Regions from separate parts of the Homo sapiens genome. Here all the other regions are linked to region 3. A link is a contact called in ENCODE Hi-C or POLR2A ChIA-PET data. All regions are on one chromosome and are shown on one strand. Each heading gives the region's core, a stretch centred on a gene start or an enhancer-like site at or near the end of the contact. The rest is flanking DNA. Distances are from core to core; before and after follow the strand shown.

Region 1 (4,787 bases), core at 282-2,781, 8.4 Mb before region 3:
AAAATAACTATAAACTTGTTAGAGAAGTTCGTTTGAAAGACACTGTCAAATGTCACACTAAGTCTTTTTAAAAACTCAATTTAGTAAGTAGAAAATATAAATGAACAAATTTAATTTTTCCAGATAATAAAGGAAGTTATTCGGCATTTTTCCCAGTTACGCAAAGACAATTATCACGTGAAAAATTTATAGAATGTAAGCAGTAAGAGAGTATTATGCAAAAATATCCTAAGGTAATTTCAGTATAAATTATAGGACCACATTTATTAATAATATACGTTATGAGAACAATCATTTGCAGTCTCACTGTGAAGGCAAAAAAAAAAAAAACAAAAACCAAAACCCAAAGGATAAACAGAAATAGCACAGTCCACCGAATACACTGCATGGTGTTTATAACTGTATAACCAAACTAAGTAATCTTTCCCCTCTCTTTAACTTTTATGCACCACCTGCCATTCTAGATACTATCAATCACACTAAATAATAATAAAAACCAACCACCTTCAATCTGATCATTCTGGGCAGGAAACTGAATACAGTTTTGACCAGATCTTCGAGAAAGATTCATATACACGAAATTAACTAGTTCTGTTAAAAGGCTGCTATAAAAATACCATCATTACGAGCTATACAGAACTTTAGAATCCAGCTAAGAGTGCAGAAATACTGAATTTCTTAATTTATGTGGAGGGGGCTGTAAACCCAAAGGTAGAAGGGCATTTCAGCATTCTGGCGTGTTCAGAGTTTCTAGGGTATAGTATCTCTCTAACACACAGAGAGCATTTCAAAGGGTGGCTATGGCCAGGAAACCTCAGAGCGGGTTCTGCCGTCACACTTGATCCCGAAGGCGGGCCAGTCTCTGAGACAGTTCATCCTGCTCCGCCGAAGCCACGCTCGTGCCCACGGAGCCGGTCTGGCCCTGCGGCAGCTCCATGTTGAGGTCGAGGCCCGCCTCATCTGCCATTTCCTGGAGCAGCATATCCACTTGGTTCTGGGGAGTGGTGAGCGTCGTCGTGCTGCTCATCGTGTCTTCCATTTGCTGCGTCTGGACGTCCAGAGTCTCAAACTGGTGCTCGAATTTGTCCATCAAAGCAGAAATCTTCTCCAGATTCATGGTCTTCAATGTCGCATCCATCGACTTAACCACACCAGCCATCGACTTGGTCACCTTGCCCATCGTCACCGCCGTCTGGACCCTGGCAGCCACTGCATCGACTCGCGCACTCATTCTCAAGAAATTCACCGCCTGGTTCTTCTGGCGGATGGCATTTTCGGCGTGTATCCTCGCAACTTCCATGTTGCCCTTCTGAATGGCCTTTTTAATTTTGGCCTTTTCGGCCTTTTCCTCCTTATCGCATTTTTTGGCACTCCTACTCAGTTCTTTGGCCGCGAACTTCAGGTTGAACAGGTGTTTCTCCATGTTAGACATAGTCGGACGGCTCCTTTGGGTCGGCGGCCCGGCTGAGAAGCGCGCCGAAGGCAGAGAAGGTAAGGTAAGTCCGCTCCCGGCCGCCGCTCCTTTGTTTTGGTCCCACTTCCTGTTTCTACTGTGAGCGGCGCAGGTGGTGACGTCAGAGCCCAGCGCCAAAGGCGGAGCCTGCGGGACGGAAGGCGCCGGGGTGGGGCCTGTGGGACGTAAGACGCCAGGGGCTGCGCATGCAGGGGGATTCTGGCTGGACGCTCCGGCGCTGCGGCGGGGAACGCTCGCTTCCTGCGCTGCGTTCTACCCGGTTTTTAAAATTCTAACGCATTAGTCAATTCACAAAAATTAGTGCCCCCACGCACTTTCCTAGTAATAAATCTACCGAAGTAGACAGGATCTGTGGAGACCCGCGTGTAAAATTACCCACGCTCCAAACTTGGCAGGCTTTATAAAGGGTGACTGGCTAGCGGGCTAAAAACCAGCCAAACATCAGCTAGGTCTTCGCACTAACGCTTGCTTTATTAGCATGGGTAATTTCCACTTTCTCAGGGGAACTGGAAACCATGGATACATTAAAAACAAAAACATTAAAACACATTAAAAACAAACGGGTCATTGACGCGTCTCCATCTTTGACTACAATTTGTGCTAGAGTTCTGTAATATCCTTTTATTGCATTGAGTGAAAATAATCTTCAAAACTGTGGCACCACCAAATTTATACTTTGTCTGGAAGTTCAGCTTCTAGGTGAGTTGCCAGCAATTATCCAAAAATCGTCCCGTGGTTTAGTAATAAAAAGACCCATCTTTTGCTGACACCATTCTGTCTTTTTGATGTTTTATAAATATCCAAGGAACTTCACTCACATTTAAGTTTGACAGGCTAAACTGTCATTTTAAATTATGCAGGCAGAGTATGTTGAGATATCAGGACCCACACCCACGGGCATACATCAAAACTGTCACTATGTATTACGCCCTTTAAAAATGCTGGCTTTCAAATGGCAGCAATGTGTGCTGTCACTTTTCTCTTTAGAAAGATTCCTCCGATACAGCAATAACAATGTGAGAAGACCAAATCTGCCCTAATGAGGTAGGCTGAAAATGAACTCTGAGAGCGAATTCTGTTTAGAGATCATTTTAATCTAGCAGCCTGCCACCTCGCTTAGCTTCCTGTGATAGCTTGCCAGTCAGTTTCACAACACAAGACCTTCTGAAGACATAGCTCTGATGTTTTCACTCTCTTGCTCCAAACCCCGGGCATGGAGGCTAAACCTGCTGTGCAGCATGCTGGCTCGTCTTTCGCGCCCCTCCACCTCCGCCAGTCAAAGCAAACCGCAGCATGGAATTTGAGCATTATTTGCGTCATTCGGCCAGCGGGGAGAATGTGACTGACGCCCGGTCCTGTGGCTATGCTGTTCCTGTTGCCTGGATTTTAGTGTCCATGCATCTCTGCCTATTGACACCCTGCCAGTCCTTCAAAAGCCACCTTCACCATGGAGCCTCCCCAGGACTCCTCCTCTGTGTGGCCATACTACAGGGCACATTGCCTGGCAAGGGGTCTGTGTGTATAGGTCACCTGTTACAGTGTGAACTACTTGGATGCAGACACTGATTCCTTCCCCTCTCCATGGAGCCCAGCAGGCGCTCTGCACACAGCAGCCACTGAATCCAGATGGCGTTGCTGAATTTAATTGTATTTCAGAGGGGATAGGATGTTACCCTAGTTAGCAGCTTAGCTATGGTTCCTTTTTGCCCCGCAAAGCAGTAGAACCCTTTTTCCAAATGAAACTTTTCTAGAAATGGAATATAAACAACCAAAAAAAAGGGGAAGAAATCTGTTCAAAGTGGATATAGAGAGCTTAGGCCCCCTACTCTGCTCACCCTCCATTCCACTCTTCCCTTCTTTTAGGTCCTGGTTTTTCTTGGAGTTTGCAAACAAGTTTCTTATCCAGCTTCCATGTCATGCTCCATAGTTTTCTTTTTTCTTTTCTTTCTTTTTTTTTTTTTTTTTTTTGAGATGAAATCTTGCTTTGTCACTCAGGCTGGAGTGCAGTAGTGTGATCTTGGCTCACTGCAGCCTCCCCCTTCTGGGTTCACGCGATTCTCCTGCCTCAGTCTCCCGAGTAGCTGAGATTACAGGCACACGCCAGCACTACCGGCTAATTTTTGTATTTTCAGTACAGCTGGGGTTTCGCCATGTTGGTCAGGCTGGCCTCGAACTCCTGACCTCAGTTGATCTGCCCACCTTGGCATTCCAAAGTGCTGGGATTATAGGCGTGGGCCACCGTGCCCAGCCCATAGTTTTCTTAATGACAAATTCTGACTAGGTGAGATGGTTTGGAATATAATCATGAGAGACTCCGATAGATGATGATGATAATGACAACTAACATTAATAAAGTACTTATGCACCAGACATTGTTCTGGGCACTTTACATAAATTAACTCATTTCAGCTTCGCAAACCCTATGAAGTAGATACTATAAATGTCTCCAGTTCACAGGTAATGAAAAGGAAGCACAGAGAGCTAAGAAACTTGCCTGAACCCACACATTAGGTAAGTGTTAGAAACCGGATTCCATGGATGTATTGGGACCAGTAATAAGGCAATGGGGAATCCAATGAACATGAATTAATAAGAATAAAATAATGATCATCATGTAGCCTAAAGAAAGAAGTTGACTTTCCAGCTGTTTTTTTGAGAAGACAGAGTTGCATTGACTGCAAAGTTAATATGAACTTTATAAAGTGTGGTTGTTGACTGGGCATGGTGGCTCAGGAATGTAATCCTAGCACTTTGGGGGGCTGAGGTGGGTGGATCGCTTGAGGCCAGGGGTTCAAGACCAGCCTGGCCAACATGGGGAAAGCCCGTCTCTACTAAAAATACAAAAATTAGCTGGGTGTGGTGGTGCATGCCTGTAATCCCAGCCACTTGGAAGGCTGAGACAGGAGAATCGCTTGAACTGGAAAGGTGGAGGTTGCAGTGAGCTGAGATCACGCCAGTGCACTACAGCCTGGGTGACAGAGAGAGACTCCTTCTCAAAAAAAAAAAAAGAAAAGAAAAAAAAAGAAAAAGTATGGTTGCTAAAAGAAGTTGCCATCACCTGAAGCTACATTCCTTGGATGATGACACCTCTACTTTCTGTGCTGGAGAGAAGGTATAGGTGGAGTTCCAGAAGCCATCTTCCCAGAGAGACCAGGGCTGACTAGAATTCTGAAGAGAAGGCTGTTCTCCTCCTCTCCCTGACAGTTCCCCAGCCCTGCCCTCTTCTTTCTCTTATCAACACCCCAGCCATTTCCACGGTGTTCAATAGGATCCATAGCTAACTGCTCTCATGTTCACATTTCCACGGAGAGAT
Region 2 (4,284 bases), core at 371-2,870, 5.6 Mb before region 3:
CTCCTGAGTAGCTGGGACTACAGGTGCCCGCCACCACGCCTGGCTAATTTTTGTATTTTGAGTGTTGGTCAGGCTGGTCTCGAACTCCTGACCTCGGGTGATCCACCCGCCTCGGCCTCCCAAAGTGCTGGGATTACAGCGAGCCACCATGCCTGGCCAGTTTCTAAATATTTCTTTCCTTTCTTTTTTTTTTTTGAGATGGAGTTTTGCTCTTGTTGCCCAGGCTGGAGTGCAATGGTGTGATCTCAGCTCACTGCAACCTCCGCCTCCCAGGTTCAAGCAATTCTCCTGCCTCAGCCTCCTGAGTAGCTGGGATTACAGGCATGCATAACCACACCTGGCTAATTTTTGTATTTTTAGTAGAGACGGGGTTTCTCCATGTTGGTCAGGCTGGACTTGAACTCCCGACCTCAGGTGATCCACCCACCGTGGCCTCCCAAAGTGCTGGGATTACAGGTGTGAGCCACCGCGCCTGCCCATATTTCTTTAAAAGGCTGTTAAAATGCCCAAGGTAGTAAATGGGATGGAATTTGAGGCACATAAATGGGAACTCTATGCTCGCCAGTCCAGTCTATTCTTTTCTCTTTGATGCTGGGGTAACATATGACTGATCTCTGGAAGTTCCATCATGATGACGCAAAGCCATTCAAGCAAGACAATCCTAGTTTTGAATTTCAATGCAGAAACTTGCTAGCTGAGCTTCAGCATCCTAATCTGAAAATGAGAAGCCAATAGGTGATGTGCCCACCTCATGGTAGGTGCTCAACATAAGTAGCTATTAGAAATAGCACGAGTTGCCAGGTGCCACGGCTCATGCCTGTCATCTCAGCACTTTGGGAGGCTGAGGTGGGAGAATCACTTGAGCCCAGGAGTTTGACACCAGCCTGCACAACATAGGGAGACGCTGTCTCTACAAAAAATAAAAATTAGCCGGGCACAGTGGCTCACGCCTGTAGTCCCAGCTACTCAGGAGGCTGAGGTGGGACGTCAAGGCTGCAGTGACTGATGATTGCACCACTGCACTCCGGCCTGGGCCACAGAGTGAGATCCTGTCTCAAAAAAAAACAAACAGAAAGAAATAATATAAATCACTAATTCACAGATACCATTTAAATAGTTGCAGGAGCCTTCATTGCCCTAGATTTCTATATCTTAGAACTGTAAATATCCCTAAACAATTTAAAGCCTACAGCTGAGCCTGAACCCCAACAAGGACTTTTTTTGTTTTTGGGGCAGTCTGGCGAGACCCTTAACTCTATTCTCTTACTCTGTTTACAACTATGTTATTTATTACCAATCTCAGTGGAACTGCTTTCCTTCCTTGTGTAGAGCCTTACATATTTCACAGAGCACACGGGTCCCTGGTAATTTTCCTTCTCGAAGCAGGGCACCCTCCTGCTGCCCAAATATCAGGACAGTGTTCTGCGTGAGTGGGACGGGCCTGGAGAGGAGTGACGGCCTTCCCTTCCACGCGGTCTCTCTCCTCAGTCGTCCCTCTCTGCTTCCTCCTTCCTTCGCCCACCTGCTGCAGCTTATCCCAGAGGAAGTGGAACTGACAAACCATTGCTAAAAATACCCCCAGCTTGCCTCCTCAAGGGGGTGTCCCGTGAGGAAATGAGAAAATGAACGAGCAGTCTATAAGACCAACGAGGGCTACAGAAACACCAGAGGCTGTTTTTATGTTATGGATCCACTTCCAGTAACATTAGGGGCAGGGACTTGGTGAGGCAACCATGGCCTGCCCCTTACCAGCTGTGTGGCCTCAGGCAAATCATCAAACCTTTTGAAGCCTGGGTTAATTCATTTGTAAACTGGAAAATAATACCTACCATTCACAGCGTTCTTTAAGAATCAAAGCACACAGGCACTGTAGTGGAGACCTTGAAAACATCCTACCTACTATAAGTGATCCATAAATACCAATGGTTGAGTTTAAAAAATTTTTAAATTATTTTATTTATTTTTTTTAGGGAAGGTCTTGCTCTGTCCCTCAGGCTAGAGTGCTGTGGTGTGATCATAGTTCACTACAGCCTCGAACTCCTGCCTCAAGCCATCCCTCCGCCTCGGCCTCACAAAGCGCTAGGATTATAGGCACAAGTCACCGTGCCGGTCCCAAAGGTTGCTATACTCATATCTCCTCAGATTTTTTTGCCTTCGAAGGACCAGAAAAGTGGTGCTCAAGTTAAAGTTAAAAAGTTGAAGTTGGCCGGGTGTGGTGGCTCACGCCTGTAATCCCAGCACTTTGGGAGGCTGAGGTGGGTAGATCTCCTGAGGTCAGGAGTTTGGGACCAACCTAGCTAACATGGTGAAACCCTGTCTCTACTAAAAATACAAAAAATAGCCAGGTGTGGTGGCACACGCCTGTAATCTCAGCTACTCAGGAGGCTGAATCAGGATAATAGCTTGAACCCGGGAGGCGGAGGTTGCAGTGGGCTGAGATAGTGCCACCGTACTCCAGCCTGGGCAACAAGAACAAAACTCCATCTCAAAACAAAACAAAACAAAACAAAAAAAGTTAGTTTCCCTTAAGTTATAGTTAAAATGTTATGCCCTTTAACACCCGTGAGTTGTGGGGCAAATGGATGAAAGGCAAGAAATTTGGGGCAGAGGAGCCTTCTTGGTACAGACTCTCATATCACATCGTGTAAATTGCAGTGACATTGCACTGTATTGGGTGACTTTCCGTACTTGAAATTTGGCTTCACAGTGGCCAGTGTCACGATGAGCTCCATGATGGTCTAGTATTCCATTTTAAGTTAACAATGTTTTCAAAGCACAGAGGTTGCTTACCACTTTATGAGTCTCACTGGAATACTGTCTGCTCATCTGCTGGAAATCACCTTCTCCCTTAGTTTATGTCCTTCTGAGTCATAGAAGGCAGGCAGACCTCAGGTGCAAAAGGCATTGATGGTAAAGGTGTGGGAGGAGGAGGGACATAAGAGACTGGAGGAGAAAGGCAAGGCGTGGGAGAGACAGTGGAGAGCTGGAAGAGGAACTTTCTTATTGTGTTTTTAGGGGAAATGTTTCATCAAAGGCTGCTGTGCCTACCACTCCTAATGGATGAGATGATTTTAGGTGGTAAACAGTTGAACATATGAAATTTCAGAACAAAAAATGAAAAAAGATGAAAATAAAATAAATTTAAAAAAGAAATAAAATGTCAGGTCATGCGTGGTGGCTCACACCTGTAATCCCAGCACTTTGGGAGGCCGAGGCAGGTGGATTGCTTGAGTTGAGGAGTTTGAGACCGGTCTGGGCAAGGCGGCAAAACCATGAGAACAGATTGGGGTTGGGTTGGGCTCAGTTTCTGACATAATCGTTCAGGATTGGAAGGCATGTGAGGCAAAGGTCCTTAGGAGTAAACTTGTCTAATAAACGAGCTCTTTGCCCAGGTAAGCAAACTGCCTGCCCAAATACATTGATTTGCAGGAATTTTCTGAAGCAAATTGCCAAGTTACATATTGGCTTACAGTCTTATTTTCCTGGGCGAGTGTTTCCTGGAAAAAAAGCTGTGTCATATTGACATTGATGGACTCAGTGCTTATAATTATTTGTTTAGTTAATGTGTGTTTGAAAATATATAACTAGGCCGGGTAAGGTGGCTCACACCTGTAATCCCAGCACTTTGGGAGGCCAAGGTGGGCAGATCACCTGAGGTCTGGAGTTCCAAGACCAGCCTGGCCAACATGGTGAAACCTCGTCTCTACCAAAAATACAAAAATTATCCATGTGTGGTGGTGCACGCCTGTAATCCCAGCTACTTGGGAGACTGAGGCACAAGAATCACTTGAACCCAGGAGGCGGAGGTTTGCACTCCAGCCTAGGCAACAGAGTGAGACTCTGTCTCAAAAAAAAAAAAAAAAAAAGGAAAGAAAGAAAGAAAAGAAAATATATAACTAGTGACATTTTGAGGTGGATGATTCAAATAAAATAAAAAACTAAACAAAAAATAAAAAAAAAAGTAAATATATAACTAGCATATCCAACCACTGATCTTGAAGGTAATATTATTTAGGGCAACACTGAAGAATATTGGGTTTAAAGTTAAAAACTAAGTGATTTAAAGAAAAATACATTAAATAACTAATAGTACGGATGATACTTATTTATCTATGACAAAAATTGTGACCACTATAAATGAAAGACTGAAATGTGAAAAGCACGGCTCAACACTGTCAGAATATCTCGGTAGGGTCTAGGCTAGAGGACAGCCCTAGCACAGGGGAAGGTGTGTAACTCATAGGTGAATCATCAGAAAGAACCAGGGGAAGAGAGTGGGGTTGC
Region 3 (4,544 bases), core at 6-2,505:
CAATTTTTGTTAACTTCAAAAGGGACTTCACACTCTGACCTTTCGGGGTGTTTTGTGTGGTTTCTCCACCCCCCGTCCCCCTCCGGTGTATTTTGTTTTTAAACCAAACTGACGGCAAGTTTTAGTTGTAAAGCTTCCAGAACACTTCGTGGAAACAATGACAGCCTTGCTCTTTGCACTTACAACCAAGCCTGCTTGTCACATTTGGACGCATTTTGACTGCATGCCGCTTGAAGCTGCTGGCCCTGGGTGCTAACTCTTCCTCCTGCCCCAAAATTCATCGTGGGAAAACTTTTAGAGACTGGGGATTTGTAAAAGTCTAGCTTTCCAAAGCTGTTTACACCCGAGGGCGATGAGGGGGTCCAGAATCGCATTCCTTCGATCGTAAAAACACCACATCCCTAAAGAACAGTGCTAGGGCCCGGCTGGGAGTAGGGGGGCGGCGGGGGCGGGGGCGGGGGGAGCCTAGGAGTGGAACTTTCAGACAAAGCCGCGGCGGTCCCGCGGCCCCGGCCGCCTGGGTCCGGATCGGGAAAAACGAGGGGCTGGGTCCTCCCTACTCGGACCCCATATCCCCAGCACGCGAGAAAGAGCGAGAAGCCACGCGGCGGCTGGGCCGAGCGTGGGGTGTCGGCGGAGACAATGAAACTTGCAGGCGCACAAACAAGGCGCTGAGCGTGTTTCTTGACAACGTGCCAGCAGCGTGGAGAGGCTCGCCCCACAACAGCCCCTCGTGTTGTGTCTAGCAGGAAAACAGCCGCTGCCGTTTCAGACGCAGCCTCAACAAAGAGCACGGCCGCCACTCCAGCATGAGAGCCCCTGGGCGGAAAAGTCCACCAAGTGACTCCGCGCGGCGCGGCCCGGCCAGCACGTTTCCCCGGACTCGCGTCTTCTGGTGCGCGCAGCCCGCGGCCGCCTTACCTTTCTTGCCTTTCATTCTGGATCTCCCCTCCCAGCGCGAGGCAAGGCGGGGGTCTGGAGGGGCCAGGAGCGGGGACACAGGGGATAAGCGAACGTCTCCTTCACAGCCGACTCTCCCGTAACTTGTAGGACGTGCTCCAGCCGTTATTGCTAAACAGGACGCTCTGATCCCAGGCGCCCGCTCCTTGGGTGGAATTCAAGTGACACTTGGGCTTCCTCCCGCCGGGATCTTCTGGCAGCCGGCCGGGGGCTCTCCCTCGCCCAACTCTCTCCCCTCCCCTCTCCGCTCCTTTGTTCCCTGCTCCTGCTCGGCGCACCTCGGCGCTGTCAGAGTGAGAGAGGCGAGGAGGGAAGGTACAGGAGGTCCTGCCTCCGCCCCCAGCCGCCCGCCCCGTCCCCCTCCCGCCCCGCCGCTCCTCCGCCCCTCCCCCGCACCTTCCAGCCGGGAAGACTGGACCGAGCGCGGCGGCCGCTGTCACTCGTCCCTCGGGGGCGGCGGTGCGGACGCGGGGGGTGGCCGGGTCCAGAAACACGATCCTTTCCGCCTGCCGCGCACGGACCGCCCGCATCCCTCGCCCGGCGGTGGGGGCACCAGCCGAGCGCCCCAGGTTTCTCCCTTGGGCCTTTCTTCCCGGGGCTGGCGAGGGTGCGTTTGGTTCGGAAACTGCAACAGATGGAAAAAAGGACACCTCCCTCCTTCCCTCCTCCACCCCCGGGAAGAAAAGCCTCCCCGTCTCGTTTTTGACAGCTGCCCCGAACTCTACTGGCCCTGCTCTAGCCGCACGAGACAGCCGCCTCTGATTCAAGGGGCGGGGCACGGGAGGAAAAGTATTCGAGACAAGAACCAACTTCTTCCAGAATGCGCGGCTGCCATTGACACGCGGGCGCGGCGCGGCGCACCCTTCTCCTCCCGGGGCTCTTCCTCCAGCAGCGACAGTGGGAGGTCGGCGGGGGTGGGGCGGGGGGGAATGATGAGACACAGCCTAAACGAACGTCTGTTCCCCCGGGCTAAAGCTGCGAGTTCCGGACTGGATTGCAAGGCAGTTTCGAAATCTGACACGTTGCGGACAGACACTTGTCACGCTCACATGCTCTTTAAACGTCTCTGCCCGGGGACGGCCGGGCGCGCGCCTGCCTCACCAAGACTCCGCCTGACACCCCGAGTCGCCGAACCCCGGCAGCGGCCACTTTTATAGCTAAGGGGTGACCACGCCGTGCCTGCTCGTCTGTTTCGGTCAACAGTGTCTACTCTTCGGATTGGAACCCTGCTAGGGGATCCCTCCTCCCATTTCAAACAGAAACTAGCCATTAAGTAAACACCCGTTCCTGTTGGCTTATTTTGGTCCACAGTTAGGAGGGATCCAACAGGAGTTTCTTGATGAAATTGCGCTTTCAAAGACCAGATGCTGTTTGGCTGACTTGAAGAAACGCATGCCCCCTCCTCTGGTTCTAGTTTTCGCGTGGTTACGTCCTGTTGTTTTGAAGCAAACGAACTGTCACATGCCACACAATGAGACTTCCCCCATCACTTTAAAAAAAGGAAAGAAAAGCCCTAAACGTAAATAAGCCTAGCAGAGACAGCGCCCGGGTCTGCCTCCAGTCTGGGCTCTGTGCTGTTTTTGTTCGGTAACCTCGGTGGAGATCCCGGCAGAAGAAACTCTGTGGAAATAAGATTAAACCCGAGGAGTACTAAGACGGCCAAGGGATAACTAACTCGACTTCGGAGCGTCTGTTTCAGGAACTAGAGCTAGCCTGCCACCCTCCCTCAAAAAAAAAAAAAAAAAAAAAGACACCCCCGCCCCTAGAATGCGTGGAGGCCAGAGTTTAAAAAGCCTGGGTGGTTTTTCCAATTACAGGACTAAAATGAATCAACAGGGAAAAAAAGCGTCTCTCTAAGAAGGCAGCAACCTTACGATTTTTTTCTTCTGTGGTTTGCTGACTGCTCGGGACAGAAGAGAACACACACCTAAAACGGCTCGGGGGGAGCGCGGTCCTGGGGACAAGCCACCCGCCCGGACGCTGCCCTGCAACTGCCGGGAGCACAGTTCCTTCCCGGACCTGGCTGCAGATGAATCAGCTGCTGCGCCCGGTGCGGGACAGATGTGGCGCAGGGAGGGGGCCAGCGCCCCCGCCGCCCGTTAGAGGGGGCCGCCTCGCTATTTCGTTTGAAGGGTTGTCTGTGGCTGGGATTGGTGGCTCCTATCCGCTGGGGAGCCGGGAGCGGAGGGAGGAGAGACGCAGGGAGGAGGAGCCGGGGGCTGGGCGACGCTGCGACTCCGCGGCCTGAGTGGCAGGAGCCTCGTCTGGAACCGGGCGGTTACTGGGGAGACGCTTTGTTTGCTAACTTCGAAAGCGGCTTCGGCTGCCTCGGCCGCTTTCGAAGCCACTCCACAAAACACGCCTTCGGTCGGTTTAACCCTACCTCCCCCCCCGCCCGCTTTAGCCAGCTCGAGACAAAAATGTTTCCCTCTTCCCCGTGGTTCTCCTTGGCCACGCGGTGGCTCTCATTATGTACACAAAGGTAGCTTTGCTTTCGTCCAAGTGGACTTGGCTAATGACTGCGATTCTCAGGCAACCGAGATGGGAACCGAGAATTGGAAAGGGTTTATAGCTTGAAAACAAACTTTCCAGGAGAAGGGGGGAGGGGCGGAGACAATTGAAAGCCTCTTTCGAATTAGGGGGAGGAAAAAACGGAGATGTGAACTCACCTTGGCTAGAAGTCAGGCTTGATCGGGCCAATGCACAACTTTTGCCCGAGCAAGTCATATCCAAACGGTTGTTAAAGCTGGCGAGGCACTCCAAAGAGAAACACTGGCACAATTCTGTGATGTAGCGAAAGCTTACAGCCCAACCGCTCCCGTAGATGCACCCCCACTGCCTCCCCCCAGCCAACGCTGATCTCAAACTTGTTTGGAGTTTCGGATTCTTGGTGCATTCTGGGAAGAAAGTGCCTAGGGTCAGCGCAACGTAACAAAGGGAACAGCCTCAAAAAAGTGGGCTTCAGATACCAGCAATTGCTTAGGGTATTTTTTGTTGATTCGTTTTTCTCGAGGTGGAAAAACAAGTTTCATTTCTAGCTCTGTCAGTCCCTTCCAGTCTCGGGGCCTTGCTATAAAACGGATTCAATGACTTTTAAGATTCTTTCCAGTGCTTTTTTTTTTTTTTTAAAGTATATAGATTCAAATTTGCTACATATTATTTGCTGATTCATATGAATGTTACTTGAATTGGGAAATTGCTTGAGTAAAATTGAGGCGTTGCTTGGTGCTGGCGGAGGCTACTGATAAACGTTTTTCACCATTATTTTTTTTCTCTCCAGGCACACATAGTTCCTTTTGGCGTCTTATCTTCTGAAGCTGCCTCAAGGCCAAGCAAAGAAAGTTGTTAAAAAGTTAAGTTACTTTTCACAGCCTGCAAACCCTTCAAAGGCAAGAACTCAAATAGAAACTTGGAAAGGCAGATAAGCCAGAAAAGTGTACTAATAAACGCACTTAATATGATTATTTTTTGATGCCAGGTCCACCAAGTGAAGATTGGAGGATGTATTTGTTTCTTCTACTCAACAACAATTGATAAAGCATGAGTTCCATCAAGGACTGTGTTCTAGGTGGAGAAAGGGTGAC

What was found. Hi-C counts contacts between places; a loop is a spot of excess contacts on that map. ChIA-PET counts read pairs that join two places held with the same protein, here RNA polymerase II (POLR2A). Pooled maps may share reads with other maps.
Region 1: a loop to region 3 is called in a map of CD8-positive, alpha-beta T cell, with 22 times the contacts of the local background. The contact joins the promoter of CHMP1B here to the promoter of TGIF1 in region 3. A Hi-C loop is called at or near these places in 2 of 168 maps with a recorded cell type or tissue (CD8-positive, alpha-beta T cell and naive thymus-derived CD4-positive, alpha-beta T cell) and 6 of 50 pooled maps. POLR2A ChIA-PET finds 5 or more read pairs at or near these places in 1 of 52 experiments (T-cell).
Region 2: a loop to region 3 is called in a map with no recorded cell type, with 10 times the contacts of the local background. The contact joins the enhancer-like site here to the promoter of TGIF1 in region 3. A Hi-C loop is called at or near these places in 1 of 37 single-sample maps with no recorded cell type and 1 of 50 pooled maps. POLR2A ChIA-PET finds 5 or more read pairs at or near these places in 1 of 52 experiments (Panc1).

What each region holds. Positions count from the first base shown.
Region 1 is chr18:11,848,157-11,852,943 of GRCh38, reverse strand. It overlaps CHMP1B (charged multivesicular body protein 1B), which reads right to left and starts at 1,531. Exons shown (of 1, transcript NM_020412.5): 1 at 1-1,531. The coding sequence starts at 1,432. The coding sequence ends at 833. The region is part of intron 5 of GNAL (G protein subunit alpha L); the gene reads right to left. RefSeq lists a silencer at 820-1,114 and enhancers at 1,121-1,170, 1,439-1,678.
Region 2 is chr18:9,067,152-9,071,435 of GRCh38, reverse strand. No RefSeq gene overlaps it. Among named protein-coding and RNA genes, the nearest start is that of NDUFV2, 33 kb to the left of the region's middle. Within about 2 kb of position 1,620, at least 3 of the 41 ENCODE cell types and tissues checked have a DNase peak (open chromatin) inside an H3K27ac peak, as active enhancers do.
Region 3 is chr18:3,446,883-3,451,426 of GRCh38, reverse strand. It overlaps TGIF1 (TGFB induced factor homeobox 1), which reads right to left and starts at 1,255. Exons shown (of 3, transcript NM_003244.4): 1 at 922-1,255. The coding sequence starts at 937. It overlaps LOC124904237 (a long non-coding RNA gene), which reads left to right and starts at 771. Exons shown (of 2, transcript XR_007066269.1): 1 at 771-895; 2 at 4,241-4,421. RefSeq lists silencers at 516-565, 1,206-1,365, 1,396-1,505, 3,166-3,235 and enhancers at 2,026-2,215, 1,803-2,422, 2,316-2,455, 2,423-3,044.